Linked DNA regions of Homo sapiens: region 2 is linked to region 1. Evidence: read pairs that join two places in POLR2A ChIA-PET (ENCODE). Cell type or tissue: OCI-LY7. All regions are shown on one strand. Links, peaks and the distances in the headings refer to the core of each region. The heading gives the core; the rest is flanking DNA. Region 1 overlaps MCTP2 (multiple C2 and transmembrane domain containing 2). Region 2 has its middle 62 kb from the start of LINC01581.

What was found. Peaks named below come from ENCODE experiments on the same cell type or tissue, not always from the same donor. Only the 100,000 strongest peaks of a DNase experiment are listed, where the experiment ranks them.
Region 2: POLR2A ChIA-PET joins it to region 1 with 6 read pairs; 5 of 35 experiments call an interaction of 5 or more read pairs at or near these places.

The regions. Positions count from the first base shown.
Region 1 is chr15:94,242,407-94,254,589 of GRCh38, reverse strand. All of the region lies in intron 1 of MCTP2 (multiple C2 and transmembrane domain containing 2), which reads right to left. Among named protein-coding and RNA genes, the nearest start is that of MCTP2, 17 kb to the right of the region's middle. In OCI-LY7, for the core only: no CTCF peak of the experiment used is centred there; no DNase peak of the experiment used is centred there; H3K27ac peaks cover 628 bases.
Region 2 is chr15:94,163,586-94,175,768 of GRCh38, reverse strand. It overlaps the pseudogene H3P40. Among named protein-coding and RNA genes, the nearest start is that of LINC01581, 62 kb to the right of the region's middle. In OCI-LY7, for the core only: CTCF peaks have their summits at 7,126 and 7,327 (motif pointing right); a DNase peak (open chromatin) is centred at 7,338.

The DNA of each region.
Region 1 (12,183 bases), core at 6,347-8,846:
TTTCCAAATGAAGTGGATAATTTAGGGATATAAATAGTGGCCCTTTGTTTGGCAGTGACTAAGTGCAGGCACTGTCTTCTTGTCCATGAGTTTTCTAATTCCTCACAAATGTTAACAGAGCTGAGTAAAAATACCAATCCTATGTAAGAAGAAATCAAGGGTTATAAACATGAAGCAACTTGTCAGCCAGTATGTATTAGTGCCAGGATTCGAACCAGGTTCTCTCTGACCACAACATCTGTGCTTATACCTTAGGCTAGATTGCCATCCCTACGTAACTGGGATCACCAAATCTCTACTCTGGGCAAAGCAGTCATCATTCTAAAATAAGAATTTAAAAACCTGAAGAGACACTGTATAATAATTATTAGTGCATCACAATGGGAAATGGTAAAGAAAATTACAAAGGCTGATCAGAAAGTGATGCAATTCAAATATGCTAGGAAATAAGAAGCAATAATAAACAGAAGCAATCAAGAATATTCCAATGCTATGACGAAAACATTTGCTGTTGCCAATCAAATATCGAGGTATTCACAGCTTTCTAACATGTCACCCACCACAGTCTCATCCTCTATGTACACATATGTGCAACCTTGATCTATACCATTTGAAATTAGAGTCATTGAAAGTGAAAGTAAACAGTGTGCTCTGGAGCATCAAGGATCATGTAAAAAGCAGATGTGTTTCAACCCACCATTGAGCTATACTACCACCAGATTTTTTTTTTTAAGCTGATGAGAAAACTGTTTCAGTCTCTGGAGTTTAATGGTTACACTTGTGTGATACTGCAGTAGAATTAGGTCTGTCACATGCAACGATGTGAAACTTACATTTTGTGCATTAAAAAAAAAAAGAGAGACTTTAAGAGAGAGACTATTACAGTATCCTTTAGTTCCCCTAGGCATTAGCTCAAGGAATAAAATACACACCCCATTTATTCTCCTGAGGCACTCAGAGTACAGTAGGAGAAGCAGATAGCAAAGCAATTCCAACAGTGTTGTGTGATCTAGGAGGTGTTAAGAATGAGATGCTAATGCAGTACCTAGTTGATGCATTAATCCAGTGTGATAAAGGCTAGACCACAAAAAAATGTAACTAGAATGACAATGAAGGGACTGAGAAGCTGAATTTTGTAATTTGCTGATTATATGTGTTGGAGAGGAATAGGGAGCAGGCAGCAGCAGGTGTTTAAGTTGCCTAGATAGGCCAGAGGTAATATGGTGGAACCACCAATTAACACAGGGAAAGAGGAGCAAGAGCCATTTACAGAAGGTAAGGTGGAAGACTGATAAGTTATCAAAGTTGAGACACACTATATAGTCTAACTGGATATTCAAGGTGGGAGTTCAGAGCAAAATCTGAGATGGAAATGTGGAAGACAGGAACCGTCTCTCCTCAAACAAGTGTGTAAAGTGAAAAGCAAACAAGGCTGGGTGCTGAACCACAGGAATAATTAACTTTTAGTGGCAGCACAGAGGAAAGAGAGAGGAAGTTTCAAGGAGTAAGCAACAATTGCAAATGTTGCAGAAAAGTCAGCTGAGGGAAGCAGAGGTGCCCCCAACTTGTTTGGTTACTGGGAGGGCAGCAGACACCTCGGGGACACAGAAGCCAGGCTGTAATGAGCTGGGAAGCCAGAAAAGCAAGGTATGACAAGAGATAAGATAAAATAAACAACATTTAATTAAGATATGCTAATTTTTAATCAAATTTATAAATAAGTAGAAATTGTAAATAAGGTTCAGATATTAACCACAGATCCTCCAAAAATTTCAAAATTACCTGTTTCCCTTATATCATACTTTTCATGTCTTATTTTGATGGCTGGTAACCCTACCTAGGTCTGAAGAGAATCTAAGTTACACTTATAAGTTTAGGTGACAGATTACAAACTTTAGAATTAGAAAAGTTTAAGCTGTGATACCTTGTTTTTACTTTGAGACCAAAAAAAAAAAAATCTGTAAACCAGAGGCATGAATAAAAAATTTGTGGTTTATTTTTCTCCACTCTGTGTCACCTCATGAGGGGATCAGCACTTACCACAGCACAGCCTAATTAACTGTTGTCAAACAGAATTGAAGGTCAAATGGCTAATTAAAGATGGAGACATTACTAGAATCCAGATCTTTTGATCTGCCAGGTAATTTTCTTACAATGACAATTCAAAAGGTCATGTCTTACAACTGTAGTAAGCTCTGTAAAAACGTTATACTCAATATCACTAATTCTTAGGGAAATGTACATGGAAATTATGAGACACACTTTAAACTCACTAGAATGGCTATCAACAACAACAAAACAGAAAATGGCAAGTGTTGGCAAGACTCTAGAGAGATTGGAACCCTAGTGTGCTGTTGGTGGAAATGTAAAATGGTACAGCCGCTATGGAAAAATGATGTAGCAGTTCTTCAAGAAAATAACCATAGAATCATCACATAATCTAGCAATTCCACTTCTGGGTATCTGCCCAAAAGAAACGAAAGCAGGGACTTAAATAATTGTACACCGATGTTCCTAGCAGCACTATTTGCAATAGGCAAAAGAAGCAATTCAAGTGTCTACGAATGAACAAAATGCGATAAATACATACAACATATTATTATTCAGCCTTTAAGAAGAAGGAAATTCTGGCAATTGCTAGGACGTGGATGAACCTTGAGGACATTATGCTACGGGAAATAAGCCAGTCACAAATGGACAAATACTATAGGAGTCCTCTTATGGGAGCTACTTAAAGTAGTCAAATTCGTGGAGACAGAAAGTAGAATGATGGCTGTCAGGGGCAGAGGGAGAGGACAATGAGGAAACAGTGTTTAATGGACACAGTTTCAGTTACACAAAATGAAGAGTTCAGGAGACGGATGGAGGTGACAGTTGTGCAACAATATAAACATAACGTCACTGAACTGTATACTTAAAAATGATCATTGCAGCCAGGTGTGGTGGCTCACGCCTATAATCCCAGCACTTTGGGAGGCCGAGGCAGGTGGATCACCCGACGTCGGGAGTTCGACACCAGCCTGACTGACATGGAGAAACCCCGTCTCTACTAAAAATACAAAAATTAGCCAGGCGTGGTGGCGGGCACCTGTAATCCTAGCTACTCAGGAGGCCGAGGCAGGAGAATTGCTTGAACCCGGGAGGTGGAGGTTGCAGTGAGCTGAGATCGCGCCACTGCACTCCAGCCTGGGCAACAAGAGCGAAACTCCGTCTCAAAAAAAAAAAACAAAATGCGTATTAGGTTATGTGTATTTTAGGATGATTAAGAAAACATAAAAATGACAAAATTTATTAATTTTAAGCCAAGTTGGAATGAATGTACAGGTCTAGAAACTGACACATTTTAAGGAGATGAATTCGGTAAAGTAAAAAGATATATTTATTTGTCAGGGTCAAAATCCCAGGTGACCATGGGTCCTGTCCTCACTGTGGCTACGGCAGCTCTGCAGGAATGCAGCCTGACTCGCCTCACACTCAGATCTTTCAAGAGATGCTCTCAGCCCAAATGTTTATGTGAAATTACTACATTTTATACACTGCCAATCAAACAGAAGTCATGAAGTCAACCAAGGGCCACTCTTATCTAATCATCTTCCATAGTCATGCTACTTATGTCAGTATAGATATCAATGTATTGCTTCTCATTTAGATAAGACATTTTCTTAAACTTGACTATGAGGACATTTTCTGCTGCCTCTCACTCTATAAATACCCAACACCAATTCACATTTCATAACACAATGAAGACAGCTTTTTCCCAGAGCAGATAAATTCTGTACTAAAATTGTTGGGCTCTGCTGTCAATTTTCCTAGCTCCATCACACTGAACTCTATAAGTAGCATAAAAATCAAAATGTATTCTTTCAGGCCACATTTCTCTTAATGTTATGATTGTTCTCTGAGTGACTTCACCTTGCACAGCTCATGTCATTTCATATAACAGAGATAAAGACTGCTGTTCAGCTAATAGAAAAAAATAGATAACTCTCAGTCCCTGTAGTAAGGTATAAATTCATTTAGCTAAATTTTGTTTTCTAGGTAATTTCATGGTGTTAGCTCTTTGAGGAGCCAGGTGCTTTGCCTTAATGTGTTTTTAGATTTAGAGTATATTAGAGAAAATCCATACAAAAATCCAGTGTTCATAGGCTTCTATAGTAATCCTCAATACGTGCTCACGACATGAAATTTTAAATTACTCCATCAGCACAAGTGAAGGATAGAATCTCTTGCACAGTTTGCACAAGGTGACAACTGAGTTACTACAAACTATAAATGTTCTACAAGCCTAGGAAATGTAGCACAGAATGCATATTAAGTGATATATTTTTAGATACACACATACACCAGGAACAGAAATACGAGCCACTCATTTTCACTAATGCAGCCATTAAAAATGAATTCTCCAATGCTATGTAGTCACCTGGAAAATAATTTATGGTATAATTTTAAGTGAAAAACACAAACTACAAAATTCTACCAAAACTATGTTTATGGCTCTGTGAAGTGATGTACAAGTATGGCTTAAGTTGGGGAAAAAAAAAATGAAAAAATCACTGATGGCTGATTTTTTCCAAAGGCAGATAATATGTGCTTTTTTTTTCTTTTACTATTGACATAATGTTTTGTAATAAGCGAATGTAAAAATAAAAGTAATGTTTGCAGTGACATTTTGTATGTGTGCTTTCAGACAACAGAAAGAAAAAGTTTAATCAAAAACAGTCTTGGATGACAACTAGGTTTCTGGTGACCAGCTCAGATCAACTCATGACAGCTACCTGAAGAGCTGTTATTAAAAAAAAGATTCTGGCCAGGCACGGTGGCTCATGCCTGTAATCCCAGCACTTTGGGAGGCTGAGGTGGGTGGATCACGAGGTCAGGAGATCGAGACCATACTGGCTAACACAGTGAAACCCCGTCTCTACTAAAAATACAAAAAATTAGCTGGGCGTGGTGGCGGGTGCCTGTAGTCCCAGCTACTCAAGAGGCTGAGGCAGGAGAATGGCGTGAACCCAGGAGGCGGAGGTTGCAGTGAGCTGAGATCGCGCCACTGCACTCCAGCCTGGGTGACAGAGTGAGACTCCGTCTCAAAAAAAAAAAAAAAGATTCTGAGACTCAGTGGGAAATATGATGTCATTCACTTGAACATCTGCCTTGGGCTTTGGAAAGGGGAGCAATGGCTCTAGGCTGGTATTACCATCTCCATCTCAGCACAAATATCAGAACCATAGATCCTATAGAAGGACCAGAAATATCCTACAACTTTCTTTAAGACAATTCAAGAGGCCATGCTAACTCCAGATATGGCACAGCTAATTAGTTCTTATTCAACAGCCAATACAGGAAAGTCCACATATAGTTTTAGAATATTCTAAATAACACAGGGCTATGTAAAATAAATGAAACCACTTCACATGGTACAGGCATATTACGGAAAATCAAGACAGATATCTATCCCAGATTCTTAACTCCTACTTATGTGTAATAAAATATTATCATGTTTGTCATCTCTGCACAGAACAGAAGCTCCAGAGAGAGAACAATCAGTACAGGCATCTATCTGCACAACACAAGCGCTTCAATAGCATTTAAGCTCGAGTTTAACATTTAATTTAGTAAATTTCTGCTTTTCTATAAAGGTATAATTCTGTATTACCATTCCTTCTGACTCTCAGGACCCAAAGCATACTGTTCCATATTGAGTTAATCAACAAAAAGCACAGAGAACCTGTGTAAGCCACCGTGGCAGGGTTTACACCACTGGGTAAGTTTCCACGGACTGAGCAGGAAGGGTTCTTGATTAAGACACTTGCACCTTTGCAAAGCCTCACTGTCTGTTTTGGCTCATTGTTCACCAAACAATTCAAATTTCGTAAATCATATAAAAATCCAGTGTTGAAAAGATTTAGACTTAAAGTAGAGGAAGCTCTAATTTCCAATAAGTATCTTGACACAAGCGGGCAGAATCTTGACAGCCTGAGAATGACAGGACAGTGTGGCATTTACAGAGAGCTAAAAGCAACAAGCGAAAGAACATATTTTAAGCGTCAAAGGAAAGTTAAAGCAAGCCTGGCCAAAGCTCTAGGCTTACCTGACTGGCCAATGTAATTGGAAAGTAAACACAGAAGGAGCTCTCATTGGGAGCAAAGTTCAGCCAACTTGGTTTGTGTGAAGAAAGGTAGGATCTACTGAGCCACAGTCACGTCCTTGCCTGGAAGAGGCCCATTATTTCGAGATGGTTCAGTTCTACTTGGTGGAAGGGTAATGCCTGTGTGAAGTATAACACTAGAAACCTCGCATAAGGAGAAAATGGGTGCATCAAACACTTGGGGTGCAAGTGTAGGGATTTTGTTTCCTTATTCAAGGCTGTTATTAGTTACATAATGTGACCTTTGCACAGATCAAAAACCTGGCTCTTTCAGGTCCCACATCAGGAATCACCTCCTTAACAAGTTCTACCCCAAGCCTAACTCTAATCCTGACCTTCTAGTGTGAAGCAGTACCTCCATGTCATAATCTCATCACACCTCACATTCTTGATGGCCCTAAGGATCCAACATTATCTTGTTAGTTTATTTACTTAATCTCCTAATCTACTCCTCAATACCACCCTGCAATACTGTAAGTGCCCTGAGGGGAAGAGACTGGATTTTCCCAGTCCACATCAATACCTGGCACATTACAGATAAGTTTTGATGGAACAAACAAATGAATGAATTCAGAAGAGGATTCGTTTTATTAACATCATGACTGAATATTTACTAGAAATCCAAGCCTGCCTAGAGACTAGTGGAGTTCATCAACCTAAAGAGCTTCATAACTGTTAAGCTTTTTGGAAAAACATGTTGTGTAATACATATTTATTGCTCTATGATAAGGTACAGGGCAGCTTTTTACAGAGGCATTAAATTAGTAATGATCATCAGTCTTACTGATTGAAGGTCAGGGAGTAAACTATGGTGAGGATGCGCCCGTTTTATCTGCTTGGACATCCCATCTGGTTTTTCCCAATCATTTCGTAATGAAATGACCCACTCCTCTTAACATCTCTACAAAATCACCATCAACAGGTTGACAATGAAGCCCCTGAACTCCACAACAGAGTAAGGCCCACATAAGTGATCTCAGACACTATCAACCAAGAATTGAAGGATCCTAGAACTGGCATGGATCCTAAAGCCCAGCTCTCTGTCCCCTCTTTCCATTAACATTTGGATCTTAATAGGCAGAAATCCTTTACAATCCTGAGGATCCTGGAGACAGCTGGAATTCCCCAGCATGTTGGGGACTAAGAAAGGGCAGCAGGTGAGGCACCCAGGAAGCACTCATGAGGAGCTGACTGATGTGCATCCAATGCCCTCTGAACTGATCCAAATGTCTCAATCAAAGGAGAAAAAGCTGCCACAGATGAATTAAAAGGAATCACATGCACTCACGCGCACACACACGCACACACCTCCTAAGCCCTTTTTTGGCCTGTGAATCTACAAAGGTTTTTAAATATAAATTAATAAACTCTTCCTACACTCATGTGAAGCATGATTTAATGAATATATTTCTCAACCTGTCTGGGATGCATTAACATGACATTTGCCCAGATCATGGGAGTTTGTCTTAAAATACTCAAAGGAGTTACTATCAAAGATGGCAGTCAGCACTCATTAGTATTTATAAGGCATTCCATTACAGTAGCATCTCTCAAATGAAAAGGTAAAGAACACTTATCAATATTAAAACCATCATCTTTTAAAAAGGTTAAATCGATTTTTCTCCACCACTTGGATTCCATCAATGCCAGTGTCAGCGCAATGAAGTGGACATTATCATGTGACAGCTTAAATTGATAATTCCCAAATGAACTTTCCCTAGTTTTCTATCATTTCTCAGTCTGTGGATTTTGCAACCCATTTCATAGAGCCTCGGCTAGAACAAAGGCTTAGAATGATTAAAAACATCCAAATCAATCTTCCCACTGAGCTAAAATACTGCAAATGAGTTTTTAAATATGAAGCAATTATTAGGTTCTATTAAGGGAGGTAAACATGACACATTATATGGCATTAAAGTTAAATGAGTCTCTCCACCATCAATATTTCCAAACAACAAGAGCATCAGCCACTGCAGCTACTCCTTAAGGGGAGGCTATGGTGCTTCAGGTATCAGGTACTAAGCACTTTAGAAATACTATCCTATAATCCTCATAACTCTATAAGGTAGGTACTATTAGACGACTCATTCACTGACGAATAAACTGAGGCACAGAAAGCTTAAGTAACTTTCCCAGTGACACACAATTACTACATAGTAGAGCTGAGATTCAGGACCATTGGCTCAGCTCCAAATACTTGACCTTTAAGCCACCTGTCCTTCAGTCTCTGACACCTCATTTCCTGTAGGTGACGGTTTCAGTGTCCATTCCTAATATGTGTAGCATTGCAAAGGGTCCTTCAGCAAAGTTCCAAGAGGCTACACAATGTGAGAGGAACAGAGATAAAAGTGACGACCTCTCCCCAAGCCTTTGCCAGTCCCTCCCATTCTTCCAGACTCAAGTCACATTTTTCCTCCCCACTCTCAGCCTACACAGACCTCATCTGCCTTTAAAATCCTCTCTGCTCCGAAGAGGTTACCACTAATAATCTTTTCATGAAGATGAAGCTTGACACTCCAGGGAGACAAGTTTTTTGAAACTAGAAAACATTTCCATTTTCTCTATTGCCCTGTTTAAACGTGAAATCATAGCTGATCAATATTTTTGGCTGGGGGGGGAGCAATCAGAAATGTAGGTATGTGCTCCAATGAAGCCATTGACTAGGTTTCACCTTCCAAAGCCTTCAAAGGTACTCTTTTGTCTATATAGATATATATATATATATATACACACACACACACATATATTTATATATGTATACACATACATATGTATATACACATTTACATATACATATGTATATGTATAAGTATATGTATATATACATGTACATATGTATATGTCTATATACGTATATGTACATATACGTATATATACATATATGTATACATATATAAATATATACATGTATGTATATAAATATATACATATATGTATACATATATAAATACATACATGTATGTATATATACATATATGTATATAAATACATATACATATATGTGTATATATAAATATATACACACATGTATATAAATATATACACACATGTATATAAATACATATACATATGTATGTAAATATATATACATATGTATGTAAATATCTACACATATGTATGTAAATATATGTACATATATGTATATAAATATATACATATGTGTATATACGTATATACACATATGTATATATACATATGTGTATATATACATACATATGTATATATACACATATGTATAAATATATACATACATATGTGTGTATAAATCTATACATGTGTATAAATATACAAACATGTGTGTATAAATATATACACATGTGTATACATATACATATATAAACATAGGTACATATGTATGTGTATACATATACGTAAACAGGTACATATGTATGTGTATACATATACGTATATAAACATAGGTGCATATGTATGTGTATACATATACGTATATAAACAGGTGCATATGTATGTGTATACATATACGTATATAAACAGGTGCATATGTATGTGTATACATATACGTATATAAACATAGGTGCATATGTATGTGTATACATATACGTATATAAACATAGGTGCATATGTATGTGTATACATATACGTATATAAACATAGGTGCATATGTGTATACATATACGTATATAAACATACGTGCATATGTATGTGTATACATATACGAATATAAACATAGGTGCATATGTATGTGTATACATATACGAATATAAACATAGGTGCATATGTATGTGTATACATATACGTATATAAACATAGGTGGATATGTATGTGTATACATATACGTTTATAAACATAGGTGCATATGTATGTGTATACATATACGTATATAAACATAGGTGCATATGTATGTGTATACATATACGTATATAAACATAGGTGCATATGTATGTGTATACATATACGAATATAAATATAGGTGCATATGTATGTGTATACATATACGTATATAAACATAGGTGCATATGTATGTGTATACATATACGTATATAAACATAGGTGCATATGTATGTGTATACATATACGAATATAAATATACATATTTATGTGTATACATATACGTATATATACATATGTATGTGTATACGTATACGTGTATATATACATGTGTATACATATGTGTATATAAATATATACACATATGTATGTGTATATATGTGTGTATATAAATATATACACATATGTGTATACACGTGTATATAAATATATACACATATGTATGTGTATACACGTGTATATAAACATATACACATACGTATGTGTATACACGTGTATATAAACATATACACATATGCATGTGTATACATGTGTATATAAACATATACACATATGTATGTGTATACATATGTGTGCATAAATATATACACATATGTATGTGTATACATATGTGTGCAATATATACACATACGTATGTGTATACATATGTGTGCATAAATATATACACATATGTATGTGTATACATATGTGTGTGTAAATATATACACATATATGTATGTGTACACATATGTGTAAATATATACACATATGTATGTGTATACATATATGTGTACATAAATATATACACATATGTATGTGTATACATATATGTGTACATAAATATATACATATGTGTATACATATATGTATATACGCATATGTGTATATACATATATATGTTCATAAATATATACACATATGCATGTGTATACATATATGTATACACATATGTATGTGTATACATATATGTGTATATACGCATATGTATGTGTATACATATATGTGTATATATACGCATATGTGTATACATATATATGTATATACGCATATGCGTATATACACATATGCGTGTATACATACATATACAAATATACGCATACGTATGTATGTACATACGCATATACGCATACGTATGCACGCATACGTATGTGTGTACATACGCATATACGCATACATATGTACGCATACGTATGTGTGTACATACGCATATACGCATACGCATGTACGCATACGTATGTATGTACATACGCATATACGCATACGTATGTATGTACATACGCATATACGCATACGTATGTATGTACATACGCATATACGCATACGTATGTATGTACATACGCATATACGCATACGTATGTACGCATACGTATGTATGTATATATGCATATACGCATACGTATGTACGCATACGTATGTATGTATATACGCATATACGCATGTGTATGTACGCATACGTATGTATATACGTATATACGCATACGTATATACGCATACGTACATACGTACGTATGTATATACACACACGTATATAAATATATCCACACCCGTAGATACATATATACACACCCGTAGATACACATATACACGTATATGTGTAGATACACATATACACGTGTATGTGTAGATACACATATACACGTGTATGTGTAGATACACATATACACGTGTATGTGTAGATACACATATACACGTGTATGTGTAGATACACATATACACGTGTATATGTGTATCTACATATACACGTGTATATGTGTACGTGTATATGTGTATACATATATATACATATATTTAGGAAACACTGTCAGCTAACCCCAGAAGTGGCCAGGCTTTCATCAAATCATACGGTAACTACCAAGAAACCACTAAACCCAATACTGCCAATAGGATATGTGCATGTGCAATACTCGCTTTCTGACCTCAAAACTTAGTTAAAAATGCAAAAGGGAAAAACATCTTTAAAATGAAAATAAAAATCTAAAGTTTAAAAAAAAACTTTCAGTGTCTAGTGTCTCATCTCTAAAAATAACAGCCTCAAGTTGGGTAAATAGACTAGATTTTTAAAATTGTTACTGGCCCAAAAATGTGCCTCTTGTTTCTTTTAATACTGTAATTTAGTATCAGATCCTACCATGCTTTCTCATCCTTATCCTGGTTAGAAGGCAATGTAGAAAAAAACCTCAGCAGTGCACAGATGCCTGATCTCTGAGAAAGCTGACATAACAGCGTAGGCAGGCACTTACCCAAACCTCTGTAGGTTTGCTTATTACGAA
Region 2 (12,183 bases), core at 5,916-8,415, 78 kb after region 1:
GCCTCATTTTAATTTAATTACCACGTTGGAGGACCTGTCTCCAAATACAGTCACATTCTGAGAGACTGGCTGTTGGGGCTTCAACATAGGAGTTGGCAGGGGACACAATTCAGCCCTTGAGAGTTGCATATGGGTTAAGAATTTCAAGTGTGAAATAGTTCATGCTCCAGTTTGAATAGGAAATGATTTAATCAGAAAGAGGCAAATATTACTCATTATTTACACAAATAAAGTTAGTGTTTGGTTAAAAGCTACTGAGGTATTTTGATTTGTTTTTAAACTGTCATTTGTTTAAAAAGATTTATTTTGATAAGATGTTTGGAGCCACTTGTATAGGATTTGGTAGGGACTTGAATTGCCTGGTAGGGAAATAGCCATCTTTTTATAATCTTATATAACATAAGCCCCCGTGAAAAAATTAAAAATAGACTGGCTGAAGAGAATTAAAATCTTGCAATGTAATGAAGAGCATCATTGTGTAATTGTACAAGAGGGTTGATTTATCATCAGGTAATCTCATTTCTGCTTTTGTCCAATATATAACTGAAATATTTTTTAAACATAAAGTTAGTAAAAGACAGTTGAAAGGATATTGCAACTATACACATACAGGACTGGCCGGGTGCAGTGGCTCAGGCCTGTAATCCCAGCACTTTGGGAGTCTGAGGCGAGCAGATCACCTAGGTCGGGAGTTTGAGACCAGCCTGGCCAATATGGTGAAACCCCGTCTCTACTAAAAATTCAAAAAATTAGCCAGACATGGTGGTGTGCGTCTGTAATCCCAGCTACTTGGGAGGCTGAGGCAGGAGAATCGCTTGAACCTGGGAGGTGGAGGATGCAGTGAGCTGAGCTCGAACCACTGTACTCCCGCCTGGGCACAACAGAGCGAGACTCCATCTCAAAACAAAACAAAGAAACAAAAAACAGGACCACCAAAGGCTGAAATACTCATGTATGACATTTTGGGTCACCCCACTGATTAAGCACTCCAACTGCTGAAGTGCTGGCAGGAGGCAAAGTAGCCATGGAGTGAGCCATAGAGTCATTAAGCCATCAGTATCATGCACAGGCATGGGACCTGTGCAAAGAAGATGACTAAAGCCATTACTCAGAATTTCCTTCCTTTTTGTGGCATGTAAATATTTTAACTAACTTCCCTATTTGTGTGGCTTTCCACAAAGATTGCATATGCATTGGTATCATCTAACTTTGTAATTATTTTGTGGTTTGAAATAGAATTGCCACAAAACTGAAAAAAGAAATAGATGTTAGTCAGAGGTCTTAGGGTTGAAACTTGAAGAAAGTGGAGAGAGTATAGTGGCTTCCTTTTGGAAGTGGAATATGTTCAGTAGAATAAGGGTAAGCTTGTTTATCTTTGGTAGGAGCTTTTTATTGTGTGTTATGTTTTGTTTATGTCTAGACAATGGTGGGGTATGGTGTGGTGGGTATGCATGTTTTATTCTAGCAACTCATGATCATAAGAGCCTTACTTTTTGAAGGAATTCCTGCATTGTGTGTCCTGGTGGGACACTGTGACTTGGGTGTCTCCCAAAGCAGGAGAGCAGGTACTCTTGAAAGTCATGGTGTGGAGGAGTGGGAAGGTGATGAAGGTTTGGCTGGTAAGACATGCACAGCCAAGCTTTTGAATCTTGGGGAGCGGTTGACAGATTCACAGCTTAAAGTTGTCACCAGCAGTAGCCTAAAGACACCAGTGTTATCAGCTTTAGTGTCCAGTGGCAATAGTACCAGTGCCCATGACTTAACCTCAGTTCATCCTGTGGTTTGAACTTGCCTGTGTTTTTGGATCCCAGTCTTTGTTGGTTTAGCTCTGATTATCTGGTCTTCTGTGAATTTTGAGAGTTAACCCAAGACCCTCCAAATACATTCCTTTTTGCTTGAGTTAACCAAATTCTTTTGCTGTGGTTTGCAGTATTACATTCTGATTAATAAACTCTATTTCTATGTTCATTCTCTCATTTTTCCCTCCTAATTTTCCAAGGCTAATTCTGCCTTTTCTGAAATGTTCCCACTTTGGGTATCGTTTTTCCCGTAAATATCTGCAGTACAGAACACCACTAACCAACACCCACTACCAGCACTTTTTTCTGCCCTCTGCTACAGGGCATTCTCCTGGCCCACCAGCTCTTTATTCTCTTACGCCTCCATCTTTTTTTTTTTTTTTTTTTTTTTTTTGGAGACGGAGTCTCGCTCTGTCTCCCAGGCTGGAGCGCAGTGGCGTGATCTCGGCTCACTGCAAGCTCTGCCCCCTGGGTTCATGCCATTCTCCTGCCACCACGCCTGGCTAATTTTTTGTATTTTTAGTAGAGACGGGGTTTCACCGTGTTAGTCAGGATGGTCTCCATCTCTGGGCCTCATCATCCACCCGCCTCGACCTCCCAAAGTGCTGGGATTACAGGCGTGAGCCACCGCGCCCGGCCACGCCTCCATCTTATTCCTCTTTCCTGTTTACATCCCTCTCTGGGTTTCTTCTTCCTTATTCACAAACTTCCTTTTTCACTAAACTGTAACACCTAATGCGCCAAATACAATGACTTTGACTAACTGTAGCTATACCCCAAGAACGACTGCTCTTCTCTCTCTTAAAGCACTCTATCTAACATAATTTATCATCTTAACAATTTTAAATTGTGCAATTTGGTAGTGTTAACTGTATTCGCATAGCTGTGCAATAGTTGTCCAGAAATTTTAATTGTGCACTGAAACTTTAGACTCATTGAACAAAACCTCCCTGCTTTCTGCCCCCTAGCAACCACAATTTTACTTTCTATGAGTTTGGCTTTTCATATACCTCATATAAGTAGAATCACACATTATTTGTCTTTTTGTGACTGGTTTATTTCACTTAGCGTAATGTCCTCAAGGGTCAACCATGTTGTAACATGTGACAAGTTTCTCTTCCTTTTTAAGGCTGAATTATATTCCATTGTATGTAAAGAACGCATTTTCTTTATTTATCCATCCATGAACATTTTGGTTGCTTCCAAATGTTGACTGTTGTGAATGGTGCTGCTATGAACGTAGGTGTGCAAAGATCTCTTGAAGTTCCTGCTCTTAATTTTTCAGACATATATTCAGAAATGGCATTACTGGATCATATGGTAATTCTATTCTTATGTTTTTGAGGACACTTCATACTGTTTTCTGCAGTAGGTGCATCATTTTACACTCCCACTAAGGAGTGTCCAAGGTCTCCAATTTCTTTGCATCCTTGCCAGTACTTGTTTTCTGCTTTTGTTTTTGTTTTTTAAATCATAGTCATCCTAATGGGTGTGAGATGGTATCTCACTGTGGTTTTGATTTGCATTTCTCTGTTGTTTAGTGATATTAAACATCTTTTCATGTGTTTATTGGCCAACTGGAGAAGTGTCTAGCTGAGTTCTTTGCCCATTTTTGAACTGGGTTATTTGTTTTTAATTGTTGAGTTCTAAGAAGTCTACCTATATTCTGGATACGAACTTATGAGATAGATGATTTGCAGATATTTTCTCCCATTCCGTAGGTTGCCTTTTCACTGTTGACTTTTTCGATGCCAAATAGTTTGTAGCTTTTATATAGTCTCATCTGTAGCTTTTATATAGTCTCATTTGTCTGTTTTGTTTTTGTTTCCTGTACTTTTGGTGTCGTATTCAAGAAATGAATGCCAATTCCAATGTCATGCAGCCTTTCCCCTATGTTTTCTTTGCGGAGTTTTAAAGTTTTAAATCTTACATTTAGGCCTTTGATTCACTTTGAGTTAGCTTTAGTATATTGTTTAAGGTAAGAATCCAATTTCATTCTTTTGAATGTGGATATCTAGTTTTCCCAATACCATTTATTCAGGAAGCTCTCCTTTCCCTATTGTGTGACTGTGACTCCCTTGTTGAAAATAATTTTACCATGTAAGCAAGAGTTTATTTCTGGGCTGCCTATTCTGTTTTATTGGTCTATATGTTTCTCTTTATGCTATTACCATGCTGTTTTGATTACTGTAGATTTGTATTATGTTTTGAATTCAGGAAGTATGAGAACTCCAACTTTGGTCTTCTTTTTAAAGATTGTTTTGACTATTCAGAGTCTTCTGAGATTCCCTATCAATTTCAGGATGGGTTTTGTCTATTTCTACAAAAATTGCCATTGAGATTTTGATAGGGATTGCAATGAATCTATAGATTTTTTGGGTACTATGAATATCGTTATAGAATTAAGTTTTTCCAATCATGAGCATAGGATGTCTTTCCATTTATTTTTATCTTCTTTGATTTTTTCAATAACGTTTTATAATTTTCAGTGTACAAGATTTTTGCCTCCTTATGTTTATCTGTTAATTCCAATATTTCTAGCATAAAGAAAAGATAAATATTTATGGTGATGGATATCCTAATTACCCTAGGATTATATGAATGTATCAAATTATCACAGGTGCCCCCAAAATATGTACATCTGTTATGTATCACTAAAAAATAAAATGAAATAAATTAAAAAAATGAAAAACAAAACCTTATTCCTAAGTATTTTATTCTTCTTTTTTTACATATTTATAATACTTTCAGCTCTTAAAAAATGTTCCCCGGTTTATTAAGTTATAACTGACAAAGAAAAATTTGTGTACTTGTGGTGTGCACTGTGATGTTATGGTATATTTGTACATTATTAAATGATTAAATCATACTAATTAACTATAATCTCACAGGCATATATATTTTTGTGGTAAGAACAGGTAAGATTTAAACTCTTAGCAATTCAAGTATTTATTAGGTTGATGCAAAAGTAATTGTGGTTTTTGCAAATACTTTTTTTTTTTTTTTGATGGAGTCTCGCTCTGTTGCCGGGCTGGAGTGCAGTGGTGCATTGGCAAAAAACACAATGACTTTTGCACCAACTTAATAATACATTATTATTAACTATAGTGGCCATGCTTTACAATAGAACACTCCATCCTTCAGCAGCAGGATACTATTCTTTTCAAGTACACATGGAACATTCTCCAGGATAGACCATATGTTAGGACACAAAATAAGTTTTAACAAATTCAAGAAGGTTGAAATCATACCAGGTTATCTTTTCCAATCACAGTGATATAAAACTATAAACCAATCACAGGAAGAAAATGGGAAAACACACAAATAGGTAGAAATTAAACAACATACTTCTGAGCAACCAAAGGGTCAAAGAAGAAATCAAAAGGAAAATTAAAAAATATCTTGAGACAATTGAAAATGGAAACACAACTTAGGGGATGCAGCAAAAGTAGACCTAAGAGGGAAGTTCATAGTGGTAAGCACCTTCATTATTCTACATTATCCTTTTTGATGGTATTGTAAAAGGGATTGTTGATTTTATTTCCTTCTGGGGTTTTCTGTTGTTAGTGTAGAGAAACACACTGAGTTTTGAGTGTTGGTTTTGTATCCTGCGACATTACTGGATTCATTTATTCTAAAATTGTTTTTGTGGACCAAACTTTTACCTTCTTCAATGAACCTTCTGCCCTTTATCCTCAGGTTCTGATTTATTCTTTGCTTTCTTGTTTACTATTTTTGAATCTAACAATGACTTGACAATTGAGTTAAAATCAGGAAACTGGAGTTGGTGATTGTTTGAAGGAAAGTTTATAGAGATTCATCTTCCTAGAAACATGTCCCTAAGAGCCTTTCCTTCCCTGAGTATTTTGTAATTGGCCCTCCTGATGGGGAGGATGAAAGACAGAAACATAAGGAAAGGAATAGAATAAGGGTTGTGAACAATTCTAGGGGAAAAGGACTATTAAAAAAATACATATAGGGCTGGGTGCAGTGGCTCATGCCTGTAATCCCAGAACTTTGAGAGGCCAACGTGGGTGGATCTGTTGAGGTCAGGACTTTGAGGCTAGTCTGGCCAACATGGTGAAATCTTGTCTCTACTACAAATACAAAAATTAGCCAGGCGTGGTGGTGCACACTTGTAGTCCCAGCTACTCAGGAGGCTGAGGCAGGAGAATTGCTTGAACTTGGGAGGCGGAGGTGGCAGTGAGCCCAGATCGCACCACTCCAGCCTGGGTGACAGAGCAAGACTCTGTCTAAAAATCAAAAAGAAAACAATTGGGTAATTAGGCTAGGGGATGCTTTTGAAAGCATAGTCTCAGTTGTGACCTAACGGACTCAATGACTTTGTTCACTAACACATTCTGCCTTTCATAGCCTCATCCCAGTGCTTCCTTCTGAGTTACTAAAAGTGATTATTTGTAACTCTATTTTAAAATAAGATTTCATTGATTTAAGCATTGAACTAATTATCCTTAAATAATATATCTGTTGGACAGGCAGGTAGAGGAGAGTTCTCATTATTCCTGGTCATCACCATGCTTCCATCCTATTCTATGCCTTTATTACAACACTGCCCTATCTAGGATGAAATTTATCTTCCTGACCATGAAAATTTCTCCTGAGACTGATGTGATTGCTGAAGACATGCTTGCTGACCACGACCTATGGAGAGTTTTTTAAAAATAGTTTAATGTATTTTAATAGCAAACTTACAGAAACAACACAGAAGAAAGACAACATTAAAAAACACGTACTGCATGTAGGACAATTCAGTGAGAAAAGTCTAGTGAATGGATGGTATCTGTCATTTGATAAAAATGCTACAAACACCATTTAGTTGCTGTCAATAAAACATTTACTTATTTTTTTTTAAAAAATCCAAATGCTAGCATTGTTCAGAAAAAAAATAACAGGTTTCTTAATTGTTATAAAGTTTAACCACTGAGACTTCTTCACTGAAAGGTTTGACTTGCATTAATGCTTCATGTAGGGACATAAATGCAGGGCATTTATACTAACAGTTCACACACAAACGAACACAGAAAAAAAGTGTCAATATCTGGTTTCTGTCCTCTGTTTTTTCACTGGCAATCATATACTTAGTTACCTTTTGACCCCATGGAAAAAAAAATATCTAACATTCAGAACCACCAATAACAAGAAGAAGAGAATTTTTCTCAGAATGAAATGTTCCCATCATAGAGGATTCTTAAGGACCTTCTCTACGTATGAGATGTGCTAGCTGGACGACTTTTGGCATAATTGTTACACATTTGGCATGGATAGTGCACAAGTTGGTGTCTTCAAAAAGGCCAACCAGATAGCCCTCACTCACTTGCCTCCTGCAAAGCACCAATAGCTGCGCTCTAAAAGCGCAGATGTTTTCAAGTCCTGAGCAATTACGTGCATCAGATGCTGGAAGGAAAGTTTGCAAATCAGAAGTTTGGAGGACTTCTGATAAGGTCTGATATCATGGAGTGTCACAGTAACCAGGCCTGTAATTATGAGTTTTCTTCACCCTTCCAGGAGAGGGCGCACTACTGCAAGCAGCTTCCACAGCCGGTTGCTTCCTGGGGGCTTTGCCACTGGTTGATCTGTGGGCAGTCGGCTTTGTACCAGCCACGGTCTTAAAAACCTCCTTACTTATCCCCTTCTCCTTCAGCTGGGGCTCAGCGAGCTACAGGTGGTGCTGGCATTAGAGATTTTATGATTGAGGTGTACTGTTTTGAAAATAGAATCTCAGGTTTGCTTTGTCAGATAGGCCATATCTATTTAATCTGGTTGTAGAATCCATACCCATTCTCCAACATAGTTTAGAACTAGTTATTAACAGAGGTACGCAGGTAAAAAGATCTTTCTGTCAGTACCCTTAAGAGGAAACGTGTACACACACACACGCACACGCGCGCGCGCACACACACACACACACACACACACACACACGATACAGTTTAGTTCATGGAGGCCTGCGCTGGCCACCTCCTGTCTTATTGCCTTTGGTAATGCAATCATAACATCTAAACTTAGCTACTGCACTGATTTATGTATTGTAGATATGGTTCTTCTTGATGGCGAGCAAGCAGGGGCCCTGGCTTGATTAAGAGGAAAGCAGAGGCCTTACCTATCTCTTTCACCGCTCTGCCTCCCAAAGCCTAGCACAGGGCCTGGTAAAACTTTAGTAATATTCATAGACTCAGAATGACAACGTGAATAATGACTCTAAGAATTCAGACCATAGGTTTAGAACCAAGGCTGTGAGTTTAAGAGTTTTACCGTCTTCGAATAAAACTTCCTCTCCAATCCTGTGAGTGTTGAAATCATACCCCTTTTTAAAGCCTTGGGGGAAAAAAAAAGAGAGAAAGCCCTTATGTGTATACCACTCCAAATGAGCAGGAAACAGCATAATTATTTAATGTGTGTATTAGCCTGTTCTCACACTGCTAATAAAGACATACCTGAGACTGGGTAATTTATAAAGGAAGGAGGTTTAATGGAGTCAGTGCCACATGGCTGGGGAGGCCTCACAATCATGAGAGAAGGTAGAGGAGGAGCAAAGTCAGATCTTACATGGTGGCAAGCAAAAAAAGAGAGCATGTGCATGGGAACTCCCCTGTATAAAACCATCAGATCTCGTGAGACTTATTCACTATCACGAGAACAGCACAGGAAAGACCCACCCCCCCCCATTATTCAATCACCTCCCACAACAAGTGGGAATTATGGGAGCTAAAATTCAAGATGAGATTTGGGTGGGGACACAGCCAAACCATATCAGTGTGCTCAAAGTAATAACATTTCTTCAGGAACTAGCCAGGAACTTTGAAAAGCAACAGATTTTCTTCACTCTACAGCTGCATGACTATGTGCAAAGTACAAAATGGAAAATCATGAAACCCCAAAGAAGAACTTGACGTCAGGGCAGATCTGAATTCAAATCCCTGCTCTTCCCCCTGGATTCATCATGTCTTTTTCCAGCCTTCCTTTTCTCATCTGTAGAATGGATGTGCTAATGTACTCACTTTTTAGAGTTGTGAGATAATTAAGCACTTAACATAATACATGTTAAGTGTATTAATATGTGTGTGGCACATAGTGAAAGTCCAATGTATGTTCGTTTTTTGTCAATTTTTAGTTCATAATTTGGAAATTAGCCATGACAATGATATTTCTGGTTGTTTTAAGGCATGAAATAAACATGTAAAATATCTTTTTGGGCTATTGCATTGATATTGGTCACAAGATGGATTGATGTAGATCACAAGACCAAACTGGGTTAAAAAAAAAATCTAATATGAGCCTGCTTTTTGTTTGTAAGTATATGGAAGAAATAGTGCCCAGAATAAAATCGGAACAAGGTGGAGGAAGGATTCATTCACACAAAACATTGCAACATTATTTAAAGTGAATCTCGGAGGCAGTGGGTTTTTTTTTTTATTTTAGTATTTTTGTGTGGGTGTGAGACGGGGTATCGCTCTGTTGCCCAGGCTGGAGTGCAGTGGCACTATCTTGGCTCACTGCAACCTCCACCTCCTGGGTTCAAGCAATTCTCCTGCCTCAGCCTCCCGAGTAGTTGGGATAACAGGCACGTCCCACCACACCAGCTAATTTTTGTATTTTTAGTAGAGACGGGGTTTCACTATGTTGGCCAGGCTGGTCTCGAACTCCTGACCTCAGGGGATGCGCCCACCTCAACCTCCCAAAGTCCTACTGAAAGGCGAAGACAGCTGGACCTCCTGGATCCAGTGGGGACTTGGGGAACTTTTCTGTCTTACAAGAGGTTTATAAATTCACCAATCAGTGCTCTGCAAAAATGCACCAACCAGCACTCTGTAGCTAGCTAGAGGTTTGTAAAATGGACCAATTGGCACTTTGTAAAATGGACCAATCAGCGCTCTGTAAAATGGACCAATCAGCAGGACATGGGGGGAGGACAAATAAGGGAATAAAAGCTGGCCACCCCAACCAGCAGCGGCAACGTGGTAGGGTCCTCTTCCTTGCTGGGGAAGCTTTATTCTTTCACTCTTCATAATAAATCTTACTGCTGCTCACTCTTTGGGTCCCTGCCACGTTGAAGAGCTGTAACACTCACCAGCAAGGTTCGCGGTTTCATTCTTGAAGTCAGTAAGACCACGAACCTACTGGAAGGAACCAAATCCGGACACACTGGGATTACAGGCATGGAGGAACCAACTCCGGACACAACGGGATTACAGGCGTGAGCCACGCCAGGACGAGGCAGTGGTTCTTACACTGTAGTATGCGTTGACTAAATAAATGGTCTCTTAAAATACAGATTGCTACCCTGCCCCCCCCCCCGCCCCCCAGCCACCACTCCCAAACTCCCCAGCCATTTCTGCATTTATGGTTTTGGGTGAGTCCTAAAAATTTGCCTTTACCATAAAAGGTTGATATGGCTGGCCTTGGGACCACATTTTGTAAATCACTGCAATGGCAGTAATTCTAAGCCTTGGTTGCGTCTTGAAAGCTGGAGAACTTTCAAAGATGCTCATGCCTGGGCTACATCCACAGAAGTTCTGGTTTCATTGGTCTGGGGTGGGGTCTGTTTATGAGGAGTTTCAAGAGCTTTCCGGGTGACCTAAATGTGTACAAGTTAAAGATAACTTACCTAGGATATATCAGAAGTAGTGTATTTTAGAAAAGAGCCATTCGATTATGAATTTAATAAATATGAATTGAGTACCTACCATCATTCCAGCCCTGTGCTATGTAATGGGAAAACAGATATAAATAAGAACGAAAGAGGAAGATTGCCACATTGATAGCTGCTAGAGTGACAGCCTGCCAATGAGCTTGTGCACAGAAGGCTGCTAAGATGGTTGGGATGTATGTGGAAGGCTGTGAAGTTCAAGTGAGAGAAGGTTTCACTAAGGAACTTGAACTGAGTTTTGAGGGATGAGTGAGCATGATGTTTTATGAGCAGAGAATAGGGGAAGGACATTTCAGAGAGAAGGCAGCCATAAGTGAAGGCCCGGAGTTGGGAATGGACACAGTATGTGTTCACGGGCTGCAGCCTGGTGTAGTGGTGCAGAACAGGGTAGGAGAAACAGGCTAAGATAGATTTCCATGCTTAGACTTATCCTATGGGATTTGACGGGGTATTTGAGGGTTTTAGGAGGAAAGTGATAGAAATAGATTTCATCAAGTACATCAAGAGGTAGGAAGATCTACCTGAGAAACATTCTCCAGATAAATGGGCACATAGAATAATCAGGACACCAGCTTCCCCCCGCCTTTAGCTAATCCGTCAACGTCTGATTAGAAGTGCAAGGAAAAGGGGGACGCATTTCTTTTCACTGCAAGTAGAGCTGTTTCAGACTTTGGGAATCTTGGGAGAAAAAGAGTAAATGCGGAGAGAGAAGACATCAGAGAGGAGAAGAAGGAGAAGGAAAGCGCAACAGAAATGACACTGTGATTCAAATCAGTTCAGAAACAGCAAATACAAATAAAAGAAGTGAAAAAAATTTCTCCAACTGCCCCTGATCCTCTGAAACCCTTTCCCAGTGAGGCCAAAGGCCACATACAGTAGCCTGCACTGCCCCCTGCAGGTAGAATACAGAAACGGCAATGATTGAATCTGGATTTTATTCTCAGCTTCGGAGAAAGCAGAGGTAACAAGAATGTGCCTTGTGTATCATCAATCTGCCCTCCAGCTAGGCCTGCGTATTACTTCTTTACTGTTTACGTTTAAGCCTAGTTTTTTTAATTACCATTTTTTTGTTTACATGTAAGCCTAGTTTTCTACTTACCATTTTTGTTGTTTACATTTAAGCCTAGTTTTTAATTACCATTTTTGTTGTTTACATTTAAGCCTAGTTTTTTAATTACCATTTTTTCACGGCTCTTTAAAAACACTTTTTTCCTCACATTTTACATCTGAAATTAGAATGTGTCTTGGAATCAGTTTAATTGACAAGTTTTTTTGTCTTTTCTTTATGATACATGACAGAGCATCTCACAACTGATGGCATCTTAGATTTGGCAATATTTATTTTGCATATGTCAAAGGTATGGCCTGGTGGAAGAGGAATGATGTTTTTGAGTAAGATACATCTGCTGTCACCTTGACTCTGATATCCCTTCTTACCTAAATTTTGGCTCTCCATTACTTACCAGCAATTTGATTTTCAGCAAGTTAATTATCTCTCTGAGTCTTGATTTCTTCGTCTTTAATGCTACTTACAAGATTTTGTACGAGTTAAATGAAATTCCATCTAAAGTCCTTGAACAGGCCTCACCTAGCCCATTAAAGTACCCAATAAATGACAGTTATTTCCAAATTTAAGTCTCAAAAAACAGATAGCTGTCCTGCTACTAACTGAGCGAAAAGCATTCAGACAAAACTACCCGCTCTTCATCCGAACCT